Linked DNA regions of Mus musculus: region 2 is linked to region 1. A link is a contact called in ENCODE Hi-C or POLR2A ChIA-PET data. All regions are on one chromosome and are shown on one strand. The core of a region is the stretch at or near the end of the contact, and the rest is flanking DNA. Distances in the headings are between cores, read along the strand shown. Region 1 has its middle 11 kb from the start of Igfbp5. Region 2 has its middle 52 kb from the start of Pinc.

Region 1 (5,994 bases), core at 2,236-4,735:
GTCTTATTCTCGTTTGTTTTTATTGCTTATTATGATGATGATGATGATGATGATGATGATGATGATGACTGTTTTCAATTGAGAGAAAGAAAAGTATGGATTTGGGTGGGCAGAGAGGTGGGGAGGATCTGGGAGAAGTTGGGTGGGGGGGGTGGGAAAGAAACTGCTATAGGTCATGTTAGTTTGAGAAACAATGGTCTACTTGCTTGGTGACTAATCTGATTATTCAAGATGAGCAGCATGTACATATCCAGTGATTTCTTTTTTGTTTCACAGCCATCAATATCTCTGTCTTTAACAACACAGTGAAGGAAAGACCCAAAGTTAGGCTCACAGTTTCTCAGATCCCTGACTTCCCAGAGCTTTGGGAAGCCTATCTACAGATCTTTGGCTCCAAGTCCTGGCCTACTGATGGGACTGTGAACATATTCAACTTAATTAGGCAGAGAATAGCCTTTGAGCCATCTTGGACCTGTTTCTCTGGGAGCTCCTTTTAGGCTATTCACTGCCAAGATGAGACGCGGACTCTTCATCTAATTGTGAGAGACATTGTGGATAAAACCATAAACTGAACACAGGTGTCTAACATGATTAGCCTGAGTTGTATGTCTCTGCTATCTATCTATCTATCTATCTATCTATCTATCTATCTATCTATCTATCCATCCATCTATTATCTGTCTATTTGTGTGTGTATCACATACAGATGAGACATCATGGGGCCCAAAAAGTGGTCTACCAGTTTGTTGGTGAATATGTATTCTCCACAATATAAACATAATTCACTAGAAACTTATACTCCTGTAGACTTGGAACAGTTAAATAAAACAATTGACCACCAAACATACATCATCCAACTAACTATAGAGTCCATCCGTCCATCCATCCATCCAAGGATAGAAAGGCTGAGAGGAGACGGGAAGGAGGGCTTTTCCCTGAGTCTTAAACTTTGAATATCACTGTCCTCTATTTTTGGTTAAAACATCTCAACTTTAAGAAAGTTGAAACTGGTGACAAAAATACATTATTGATTATGAATTTAAAATACATAATTTCTGTTGTTAGAGTGAACTCTACTTACTTATATTAAAAATATAAGGGCCAGGGAGATGGCTAACTTGGTAAAGCACTTGTTTTGTAAGTATAGGGATCTAAAAAGTTGGGTCTTGTGGCACATGTCTGTAATCCCAGTGATGGCAAAATGGAGAGTGTGTGCAGGCAGATCCCTGGAAGTTCATTCATGATTATTTAGTCTAGTCTACTTGGTGAAGTTCCAAACTAATGAGAGACCCTAGCTTAAAAGATGGAAGACCCTGAAGAATAATATATAAAATTATTTTCCAACTTCCATATGCATATGCACACATGTGTATAACTGTAGACACAAGTGCATCCTCTCATATAGGAATATTATGAACACACACACTCTTCAACTTCAAGACATGCTTGGGTTCACCAGAGTGAATTCAAGTTCAGCCTGGGCAATTTAATGAGATCTCATCTCATCCGATGGTGGAATGATTTCCCATTGTATTGGAAATACCACATTTTGTTTAGTCACTAAGCAGCTGGAGGAAATGGAGATTATTTTTCTTTTTTCTTTTTGGCTTTCAATTACTGTGCTGCTATGGGGTAGAAGAAATGGCTCAGCAGTTCAGAGCACTTTCTTTTCTTGCAGAAGACCTGGGTTCAATTCAGCACTCACATGGTGACTTACAATCATCTCCAGTTCCAGGAGACTGGTGCTCTCCTCTGACGTCCACTGGTAACAGGACTGCACATGGTACATATACATACACGCTGGAAAAACACTCATACACAGAAAGATAAACAAACAAATGAAAAAAAAAACCCAGGAGAAACTCATGCTGCTACAAACATTTATATACAAAGTCCTGTGTGGATGTGCATTTTTATTTCTCTTGAGTAACATTCCTATTGCTGGTTCATATGGTAACTAATTCTATGTTTAACTTTCTGAGTACTGACTGGTTTGTTGCCAGCAGCAGCACCTCTGGGTATATCCTGAAGCAATATATAACCAAGACTCCAATTTTCCATGTTTGCCAACACATTATCTTACTTTTTATAATCATCCTCCTATTGGGTGTGGCACAGTATCTTACTGTGGTTCTGATTTGTACTTGTGGGCTAAGAATCTTTTTAATGTATTTATTGGCCATTCTTTGGAAAGAAGTCTGCTTAGATCCATTATCTTTTTAAAAATGGGTTACTTGTCTCTTTGCTTTTGAGTCATACCTGGTTTTTTTTTTCTTCCTTTTGATTAGGTCTCTTCATCTTTGAGCTGATTTTTGTTTGTCATAAAAAAAACTTCCTGAGGACACATCAACCCTTTTGAGTAACTCAAAAGTCTACTCCTTAGGGTCTCACATTTTGTTTGTGATTCCTACTGCCTTTGCCATATGAGGTAGCATGAGTTCAGAAGCTGTGTCCTATGTCTCTTACCAGGGTCTCGGATAGAAGCAGCCTATGGGTCCCACCAGCACTCACAGGGAAGGGATTATTCATGGGCTTGAGTCATCAGGGGTTATCTTAGAGAGTTCTTTCTTTCACAGTGCTCTCAATAGGGCAACTCTATTCTCATTCTCAGGTTGGCCATCAGTAAAATAATAGGGCTGACCTGGAAGAGAAATGGTCTCAATTGCAAAATGGACAACGGCAAAGCAGAAGTAGAGACAGAGATGAGGAAAGAACGTGGGTAAGAAAGCGACATTGAGTTGTTCTTCATGATTCTCTAGTTCTGTAGTTCCATAAAAGCCCCAGGAGGCCACCAGCAGACAAACTAAAGGATGCAGATTCTTCCTGAGTTCGCATTGGCCCCAGGCACTTTGCTTTACTTTGTGTTGCCGGGGACACATAAATGAGGGTGGTACCTGACAGCAGGACACAACAGTTGTCGATGAAAGAATGGACACAAAGCAGCATCTACCAAGAGAGATGCAAATACCTTGCCTATTGGCCATCAGAACCATTTGTGAGCTTCTCATGACACTTTGAATGGTGTTCTACTTCTCTGGTCACTTAGGCCCCTCACCTGATCTTCTGACTGTCCTAGAGAATACGGCTAACTTCAGGGAAGAAGGTACAGATCGTCTCCATAGGCTGTGCGTTTACATTGGCTGACATCTGGTCAACCTCACAGTAATAATAAAGCCACTCAGAGCAGCGGTGCAGAAGAGAGGCTTGACGGGTTTCATGAAAAATTAGGTTTTCCACTTCTGACTTCCAGGGGTTATTCACAGTGTGAGGGAAGTGAGGCAAGTGGGGAAAGACATTCAGGAAAATTGATGAGGAGTGTTTGGGCCAGAGCCTTTTGGAATCAGTTCTTGTCCTGAGGCTGGCCCAGACCGGTCCAGTTTACCCTGATGCCTTTGAAGTGTGTTACCTGGATGAGGAGCTAAGCCAGCTTGGCAGGGCGGGGAGGGAGGCTGTGTGGTCTGGCAGAAAGCAGAGCACAGGGGCAGAGGGACTGAGCTCCAATCTGCAGCTGACTCACGGCACCTCTGGCCAGGCACTGCACGATTGGATCCAGCTGGAAAATGGGGAAGAGACCCAAGTCAGGCTCTCACCGTCCAGATGTCCTTCATGAGAACAAACAGCGTGGCTCTCGGTTCTTTCTCTGGTCTCTTTTCTCCATGTGTGTGTATCTAGGCCTCTGTGAGAGTGTGTGTGCATATTCTGTTTTGTTTTTTGTTTTTTGTATTTTTCTCTCTTTGTGACTTCTCTTCAGGGCCCGAGTTTGATCTCTTGCTGTCTCTCTGTCTTTGAAAATGACTGTCCTGAGCCCACAGTGGCCCTGCTGTCAGCTTTGTCGTGCTTGTCTTTAACTTTCCTAAAGTTCAAGTGAAACTTGGGTTTCCATGTCTTCTGTGTAAAGTGTCTGGACCAGCCTTTGCCCCTCTTCCTTTGAAATGGAAATGTTGCAGTGATGAGAGACTAGGAGACACTCTTCAACCTGGCTCTGGAAAGTCTCTGAACTAATAAGGGTTCTTGTTCTTCATGTTGCTTGAACAACTGCAGACTTGCTCTTTCTTTCTTTCTTTCTTTCTTTCTTTCTTTCTTTCTTTCTTTCTTTCTTTCTTTCTTTCTTTCTTTCTTTCTTTCTTCCTTCCTTCCTTCCTTCCTTCCCTCCCTCCCTCCCTCCCTCCCTCCCTCCCTTCTCTCTCATTCTCTCTCTCTCTCTCTCTCTCTCTCTCTCTCTCTCTCTCTCTCTCTCTCTAACAGGTGCTTCTGGTATTGGAACAAAGGGGACAAAATCCAGTCCTTTAAAGTGAGCGCTTTACTATGGCATTGGATTTTCTGTACCACTCTGTATCTCCACCTACTGTTCTCAGGTTCATGAGATTTCTTCTCTTGCACTTTTCCATTTTCTGACATTCTTTTCCCTTTCCATCTCTCCTGCATTAGAGTGGTTTGCAAAGTAGACTGCCCTTTAAGGCCATATTTCACTAGACTCTGTCTGCAGAGGAAAAGCCTTGTTCAGCAGCTGACTTTGATGCTGGGCCAGAGTACCTCTACAAACTGAGCGACCTTCATGCTATTTGGGACTTCAGGCTTTTTTTTTTTTTTGTCTTAACCTGTAAGACAGGAATAATTTAGCTTACAGTGCAGACTTGGAGGGCCTACAAAGCAGGACAGTGCATGTCAGATTCTTAGCATACAGCACAGTAAGTGGATTGGGGGTTCTGACCGAAAGTTCTAGTTCTTCATGGGTGGTAACCTTGCTTTTCCTCTCGGTGTATTCTCTGAACTAGTTGTGTTTCTGTTATTTGTCATCCAAAGAGATTTTATTCAAACATCTTCCTAGATTTCCTGAGTTGGAGTGGTGTCTGCATATCACAGAGTCTTCTTTCCCCCATTGATGGCTGTTGGAATTTTTGTCTTCATCAAGTGGTCGTTCTTACCACACACAAAGCATTTGTTTCCATGTCAGTTTTCATGTTAGACATACTCACTTATAGGAATGTCCCAGGGTGTTGAACATTGTTACTCATTTGTACTCTGAACACTTCTTATTTTTCTTTTTTCCCAGGGAGTCTTGTGGCTCTGTGTATTTTCTTTAAATCACTTGGGTTCTAGGAATGCTGAGATCATTTTTCCCCCTGACTTTGAACTTTCCATTGGAGAGGCCTGGGGACCTTCAAACTTGATTTCATTTCATTCCTCCCCCCCCCCCAATACTGGATGTTGAACCAAGGGTCTCATACATAGTAGGCGAGAGCCCTAACCCTAAGCCAACACGCACTTTATCACTGAGCCATATACCTGGCTCCTCATTTGTATTCCTGTGGTGCTCAGGATGGAACCCATGGCCTTGGTCATGCCAGAAAAATGCTATACCAATGAACTATGCTCGCTGTGCTCATAACCTGACTTGCAAGTTTTAAGCCATATCTTGTTCATGTAAGACACTGTTGTTTTGGGTCTTTATCCTATCCTCTTGAGAAGTCATGAGACATTGTATGCCCAACAATACTTGGATGGTTAAGTGAATTCATTTTGTCCACCTTGAAACTGAAGCCAAAAAGGCTGGCTGCCATGGTGAATCCCTAAGACAAGTTAACTTTGGAGACTTGGAGGAAATGCATCCTTCATTGACATTTCCAGGCTCACTGCCAAACTGTCACAGACACCTGAGTTCTGGGGAGAGTTCATTTCACAATGAGTCAGACACGAGAGAGACTTGTTCACACAGGTCCAGCAGGGGAGGAGCCTGGAGGGAGATGCTTCTAGGAGTCCTCTTGGGGAGCTGGGAGATCTTTCTTTCTTCTAGGCAAGAGAGATCACCAGCTTAAAGGAAGCACAGTCCTCCAAGTTGTCTTTGGGGGATAGACATTCAAGATATTCTGAGACTGTCTTTCCATGGCTGTCATCAGTTTGTACTGAGCACTGGGTTGCGGGGCATTTGTAATAGGTGCAGAGCACTCCTCTGGGAATGAACAGAACAGCACTGTACAGGAAATCTCTGTGATG
Region 2 (7,012 bases), core at 790-3,289, 570 kb after region 1:
ACTTCCTTGGATGTAAAGAAGCTGATGGCCCCAAGGGTAATATGTAGAGAGGAGAAATGGGACCAAAGACCAGGCTGTGATTTGAACCCTTGTTATAAGAGTAGGATTTAGGAACCAGATGATGTCAACAAGTCTGCAAGGAGGAAATTCATATGAAAGACCAGAAAGTGCCTTTAACCATCACCCCCTACCACCTCTAACAGCTATTTCTTGTATCATGATTCATTATGTCTAGTATCCTGGTATCCATATATCCCTGGAAACCTATGCTTATGTCCAGATCAGCAAAGGCATGACCACAGTAGTGGGCATCTATCAATCTGCATAAAGTCAGTTTTTAACAAGGGAACACATGAAAGGGCCTGGAGCCAATACTGACTCAGTCAGGCAAGCAAGACATTAAGTTCCCTCTCAGACTTGCAATTTGAAGGTGGGACTGTGTACTGTGGACAGGATCTCTTGAACTCTAGGGCCTCAAGAGAATAATTCTATACCATCAGTTAGTGAGAACTTGATCAATTAATTTTAAATAAAAAGATAAGACCAAAGTCACAACTTGACAAGGCAGTTCCTTCTAGTCATCCCAACACTTATGGAACACCCCTACAATGGGCACAGCCTTTTATAGGGCAGCAGGTGTAGCCTGGGGCTTGTTGGAAAGTGTTATCCTGACAGAGGAAAACAAAACCAGGGATGAGAGATGAGTAAGTGCACCTGTCGGAATAGAATGGTAATTGCTCAGGATGCATGTGAGGAAGCTCTGAGTGCTGTGGACAAAACCCTCAGTGTAGTCATGAGGAACTATTTATCCTCAATGTCCCTGGGAGAAGGTGGGGCTGATCTTTGGAGCCTACTGGCTTGTATCGCCTTCCAGCTAAAGCTATTAAAGGTGCCTGCTCACACTCAGTGAGTAGAGCAGGCGTTACACAACCTCTGCCCTGCTGTGTGACCCCACAAATGAGGGCAGCTCTCCTTTTTCAAAATGCTATTTTTAAAACAACCAAATTCCCCCACCCCCACCCCCCAGCCCAGAAGAAGGAACTGCTTTGCCTTGCCAGTCTTTGGCACCATCGTGCCTTGCAGTAGATGTCTTCTGCTGTCACAGTGTCCTGATTAACATTAACCACGCAGTGCAAGTGAGTCACTCAGAAAGGATGGAAAGAGCAGATGAAAGATGGTAATTAACCCCTGACACACACACCAACTACTTCAATGTTTGTCCTGAAAGATCCAGAAGAATCAGGACTGGAACACAGGAATCTCAAGTGTGGAATATGTAATAAACGAGAGCAGGAGCAAAAGCTATTACCGGCTCTGTGTTTATCTTCAGTTTGGTGAATTTCAGAAGAGCGTGCCTTTGGCTGGTAGTCCTGGAAGATGTGACTGTTCCCTGCCTGTTGGAGGGCCATGACCTGAACTCTCAAAAATCACAGCTGACCTTGTCCAGCCCTGCCTAAACAACTGCACTGGCGCCATCTCCCCTTCACAGACCTACCCCACAGTCCCAGGTGTATGGACTGAAAGCCATTTTGGGTGGAGAATATATAACCATGAGAGAAAGTTAAAGCACAGAAACACAAAACTCAGGGCTGATCAAGAAGTAATTAAGTATTATTTATAGATCATCTTTCCCTTGCCAGACAATGCAATGGCTTCTTCTTGCTGAATGTTTTCTCCAAGGCTCAGATTCACACATCTCCTTGGAGTCTACCTCCCTGGCCCTGAGACACCTCCCCCCAACTTCCTAGCGAGCACCATGCCCTAGATTTCCTTGTTGACAGAACAGACCTGGAAGAAGCATCTCAGATGGTTTGGGGAGTATTTATAGGATAATTATAAAGTCCCCTCTAAAATCTATGACCATTAACCTGGGTTCCAAATTGAAACTATTTATCATCTGTGCTTTAGTTTCCCCGTCCCCTACCTTAGGAAAGGGAAGCAAGGCTTGGCCAGGAAGGAATGTATAGCTTTGCAGAGTCTGTGCACTCAGCAGGAATCAGGTTGTTATGGCCTGTCAGGCAAAGAAGTAGGCTGATTGCCAGGAGCCTAAAAACCGCAGCCTCTGGGCCTGAACATGGCATACCCAATAGCCACTGGCAGACAGAGAGAGAGAATGCGGTTAGGAATTCCTACCAACAAGTTGCCTGACCTGAGATAAACTGTATCTGTTTTCTGAACACCAGAAAATGTTCAGTTTAACAGGAATTCACCACACTTAGAATCCAGGTCTCCTTTTTCTTTCCCAGAGTCCTGGAGGCTGTATGTGTTTAGAGGTTGTCATGACCTTCCCTGTCTCTGATGAGTCCATTGGAAGACAGTCTTATCCTATCCTATTCTGTCTTACTCTACCCTACCCTAGCCTACCTAAACCTACCATACCCTATCCCACACTACCCTACCCTACCCTATCTCACCCTACCCTACCCTACCTTGCCTTACCCTACCGTACTCTAGCCTAGATTGGTATGGATGAGGTTTAACTTTAAAGCCCTTAGTTCCAGCCTGGTCTTTATTTACATCTGAGTGAAGGCTTTCTCTCCAGTGGCTCTAACACAGTACCATATCTAACTTTGTCTAGCCTAGGTTATTGTGAAAAAAAAATCCATCTGCAGTATGTAGAAAAATGCATCATTCAAGCAGTAAGACATTTGTATTCCCTTTTTAATAGCACGCTTACAGAAGAAGCTTCGTGCAGTGGTCCTCCTACTGCCTTCCTGCCATTCAAGAACAGTGTTTGTTCCCTCTGGAGGATGCAAGATTAAGGCAGCATTAGCAAATTCCTATCATGCCCTAACCTATCCTATCCTACCCTACACTACTGGAAGAAGAAAGCCTTACCAGACAAGCAAACCTGTTGGTTACCAGACAACCAAACTGCTAGCCTCTGATCTACAGAGACTTTTCAGCCTCCAGAACTACAAGAGATAAAATTGTATTCTGATTCTTATTATTTTCATCTAAATTACTGAAGAGCTCTTCTTTAACATCACATTGAATTTGGAGAAGATAAGCTAACAGAAAAATAAAAGAACCTCAAAGAATGCACAAGAATCAGAGACCCATTTGTCTACATATTCAGGAGTCCTGTAAGAGTACTAAACTGAAGGCTATGGCATATTCGCAGAGGACCTGGTGCAGACCTGCGCAGGCTCTGTGCTTGCTACTTCAGTCTCTGAGGGTCCATAGGAGATTTGATCAGTTGTGTTAAAGGGTGTTGTCCTCCTGATGTCCTCTGTTCCTTCTATCCTCATCATCTTCTGCAAACCCTTTTGCAGGGTTACCTGAGCTCCATCAAGGATTGATGGAGACAACTCGTTTAGAGCTGCATGTTCAAACTGTCTGTCTGTTTGCCTGTCTGTCTTTATGTATTATCTTGCTGGGGTCTCTGCTGCAGGAGGAAGCCCCTCTGATGGTGGCTGAATAAGACACCTGAGTAAGACACTGAGTCTAGCAGAATATCATTAGGAGTCACAAAATTCTATTCTTTATATATTACCCAGCCATATTTTGTTACAGTGTTACCAGATCGACTAAGGTGGCCCCATACATGCACTTTGTCACAAAGTGATTGATGATAAAGCAAAATCCTTGCCTCCATCTCAGTTTGTTTGAGAACAATATCTGGCTGCCTTCTTAAGTTATAGAAAAGATAAATATTAAGATACATTTATCCTCAAACAACTCACCAAGAACTATTATCATAATTTTTTGACCTTAGTCATTGATAATGTCATGATATTCTTCTTACCTACTCTCTCTCTCTCTCTCTCTCTCTCTCTCTCTCTCTCTCTCTCTCTCCTCTCTCTCTCTCCCTTACTACCTCCCTCCCTCCCCACCTCAACCATAAGAAAATCAGTCAACTTGATGTTGCTTGACCACAGCTAGATAAACAGATAGGATGCATAGGGCCCACACAGCACAAGTCACCGGACAGGCTCAGCAGCTCCTGTTTTCCAATGGCATTTGCCCTGACAGTCTCACCCCCACCCACTGGGCCCCTGACTTGCTTAAGAACCAGTAAATATCAGACTAAGAGATCTCAAGATTCCTACCAGACCAATTCTCTTCCTTTTAGGGATAGGAAAGCTGAGGCTCTGAGCTAAGCCGAGCTAAGGCAGCCTGTCAGAGTCTCAAGGCTGCACAGTTCACACAGGCTAGTTAGATCTACCACTTGTCTATCTCCCTGGAGGACTCGGCCAGGCACCCAGACTTCTCCAGACCATTTTGGAAGCTAGAACCATTTGGACAACAATCCTCATTTAGTAATCAAGTTTCCTTGGAATAGAAATTTGGGAGATACTGAAGCAGGCGGGATGATCAAGGGATCCGTGGACAAATAATAATCCCAACAGACAGGATACTGTGACCCGGCTGTGCTCCCAAAAGCTCAAGTCATGCTGGGTGTTTTGCTTTGTTGTTCCTTGTTAACTTAAACCCTTCATTGTGTCTCTATTTCTTGTTGTGTGGGAAAGAGGAAGATCTGGAAAGGCACAGGAGATATTTTATTGGTTAGAAATTGGCAAGACCTCATATTCCAGCTTCATCGGTATGCCGAGTCACTGGTGGAGTTGAGTCTTTGCCTCTTGGCTCCTCCTGGGCTCTGTAAATTCACGCTTTTTAAATTTTACACAGCAGTTTACGGGCTGTGAAGAGGGGAAACCGGGGGATCTGTCGTCAGGGGCTGCACTGAGCAATGAGAATCTTCTCCGTACTTCTTTTCTTTCCTCGCAGTATGAGTCTTGTAAATGATGATTCAGACTCCCTGGGGGAGAGGGAAAGGGGGACTTGGGGGTAAGGCATGAAAGAGCATAAAGGTTGTGAAGAGACCTTCTGGAAATCTGAGACACTGTCTGTCTCTAATCAGCTTGGTTATTTGGGGGGCAAGACAATGTTCTGTTGCTAATCCTCCCTGCCTGTCAAGTGAGAAGGAGGGAATGTATGGTCCTGTGATTTTAGGTGGCATTTCTCAATATGGTTTATGAGTGCATATTCTGAGGGGAGTATTTAAGAGACATGTGGAAGGCTCTAAAGAACTCAAGACTATAAAATGTTCAATGCTCTCCAGCTTCCCGAGAGCATCACGACCTACATAGAGCATCCACACAGCAGCCAGATGGTCACTTAGAGACAGTAAGTGACAGATCTGCCCTGACATAAGAAGCTTCCAAAAAAGCTAACCTTGAGAAAAAAAATGTTATTTGTAGAAAAGTCGAATGAAAAACCAGATAAACTGGTAAAACTTTATTGATAGAAGGAAGATGGAAAAAGATAAATAGAGCAGACATTTTATGAGTTTACTGCCTCTATTAACACAGCTGGGCCAGAATGGAAGGCGATAACATTGAGAAATTCGTCATCATCAACAGCTCTTTGTGAAAATTTAATAAAATCTCATTGGACGTCAGTCATCTTTGAAGCACTTTCTGATTATTACCTTACATATTCTCTTGTGAAATGAAACTATGTTGCCTGTCTCTTATGGGTAAGGAGAATGGGAGGACCCACACAGCCTGCATCCCATGTGCAACAATACCCAAGGGATGAAGCATCTTTTGCAAAGACCTAAGCTCGGCCCCTACCGATCAGAAACTCTCAGAGGACCTTGGGGCCTGCTCTGACTTTCCATTTTGAAATTTTTCTTTGTGATTAATATGCACTGTATGTGCTGACTAATGGGATTCATTGTCATATTTAGTACATGAAGACCACAAGCTCTAATCAAACCCAGCTTCCCTTCCCAGCTTCTAAGAATCACCAATCAGCACTGAAGCCCTGGTTTGTTTCCTGCCTTCCGAAGCAGAAGTGAACTAATGATATCATCTGGAAGCATAAGTGAACTAATGATATCATCTGGAAGCATAAGTGAACTAATGATATCATCTGGAAGCTCCCAGCAGAAAGAAAGGACAAAGGTGGCTTTTAGGGTAGAAAAGAAAAATTAGATCTGTTCCCAAAATGCTTTATGGCCAATCTTGAGCTCACTGAGCCTCTGACTAGTCTTTTAATACAATGTCCTTGTCTGACTTAAGAGAGACTTCTGGAAGAGACTCAGCCTTTTCACCGAATCCTCCACCTCTATTCTAGCCTCCCCTAGCTCTGACCTCTCTGGAACTGGAGAGGTACTTGAGTTCTTTGCAGGTGGTAGAACAAGAGGAAGGGTGACCTCATGGGAGAAGGCTTGGGGTCAGCATCTGTGAGTCACTGCTAAGAGTGACTGACTCCTCCGTCCAGTGGCCAGCAAGAGGTATGTGGTCAAATCTTTACTTTCTCTTGAGTTGTGCTATAGGCCCCTTGGGTTTTCTACTAAGCATCCCATACCAGATGAGGTGTTAGTGGTATCTAACAGCCAAAGAAGATAAGAAGGGAGGAAAATAAATATCACCACAAAACAAACTGGGAAAATCAGAACTGGAAAAAGTCTCCTGGAGAAACACAAAATGTGATTAAATATCAACTGTTTGAGGCAGAGATGTGAGTGAGGCAATGGGTAGTAGTACAGCTAACAAGCACTGCAGCCTTGAACTCTGGAAAGAAGTAGGGATTCAGAGTCCTTCCTAAGGCAAGGACCATACCTTAGAGCAGTAAGAGTCTGATATTGTCACAGGCAAGCCTGGTCTAGGCAGGCAGGCCCAGAGTCAGAAGCCATGTACTTACAAATCAATCCCCAGATCCCTTGAATCATCCAGCATTTTATTTGCCCTTAGAGTGGGACAGCCTTATAGATAATAAACGATTCACTCCAGCCTTAAGTTCTGGGCTCTGCCTCCTGTTTCTTTTAGCCTCCCTCTTGCTTTCTGGCAAGCCAGCCTCCCACCCACTTTTAACTTGGTCTTTTAACTTTTAACTTGATAAGATGTGATCTCCAGTTACTTGAAGGAAAAAAGAAATGACTTCCCAAATGACATTCTCTTTGATTCTTCTTCAGAGTTTAATCTAAGCATCCTGGTATTGGGAGCTAGAGGATGTCTCCCCTAGAGAACTGTCCTCACAGCAATCTCTGGAACCTTTGGCT

What was found. A loop is a pair of places that touch in the nucleus more often than their neighbours do. ChIA-PET counts read pairs that join two places held with the same protein, here RNA polymerase II (POLR2A).
Region 2: a loop to region 1 is called in a map of gastrocnemius, with 2.2 times the contacts of the local background. The contact joins two enhancer-like sites. A Hi-C loop is called at or near these places in 1 of 37 maps with a recorded cell type or tissue (gastrocnemius). POLR2A ChIA-PET finds 5 or more read pairs at or near these places in 1 of 5 experiments (Patski).

The regions. Positions count from the first base shown.
Region 1 is chr1:72,882,451-72,888,444 of GRCm38, forward strand. No RefSeq gene overlaps it. Among named protein-coding and RNA genes, the nearest start is that of Igfbp5, 11 kb to the left of the region's middle. Within about 2 kb of position 3,486, at least 1 of the 3 ENCODE cell types and tissues checked has a DNase peak (open chromatin) inside an H3K27ac peak, as active enhancers do.
Region 2 is chr1:73,455,711-73,462,722 of GRCm38, forward strand. No RefSeq gene overlaps it. Among named protein-coding and RNA genes, the nearest start is that of Pinc, 52 kb to the left of the region's middle. Within about 2 kb of position 2,040, at least 1 of the 3 ENCODE cell types and tissues checked has a DNase peak (open chromatin) inside an H3K27ac peak, as active enhancers do.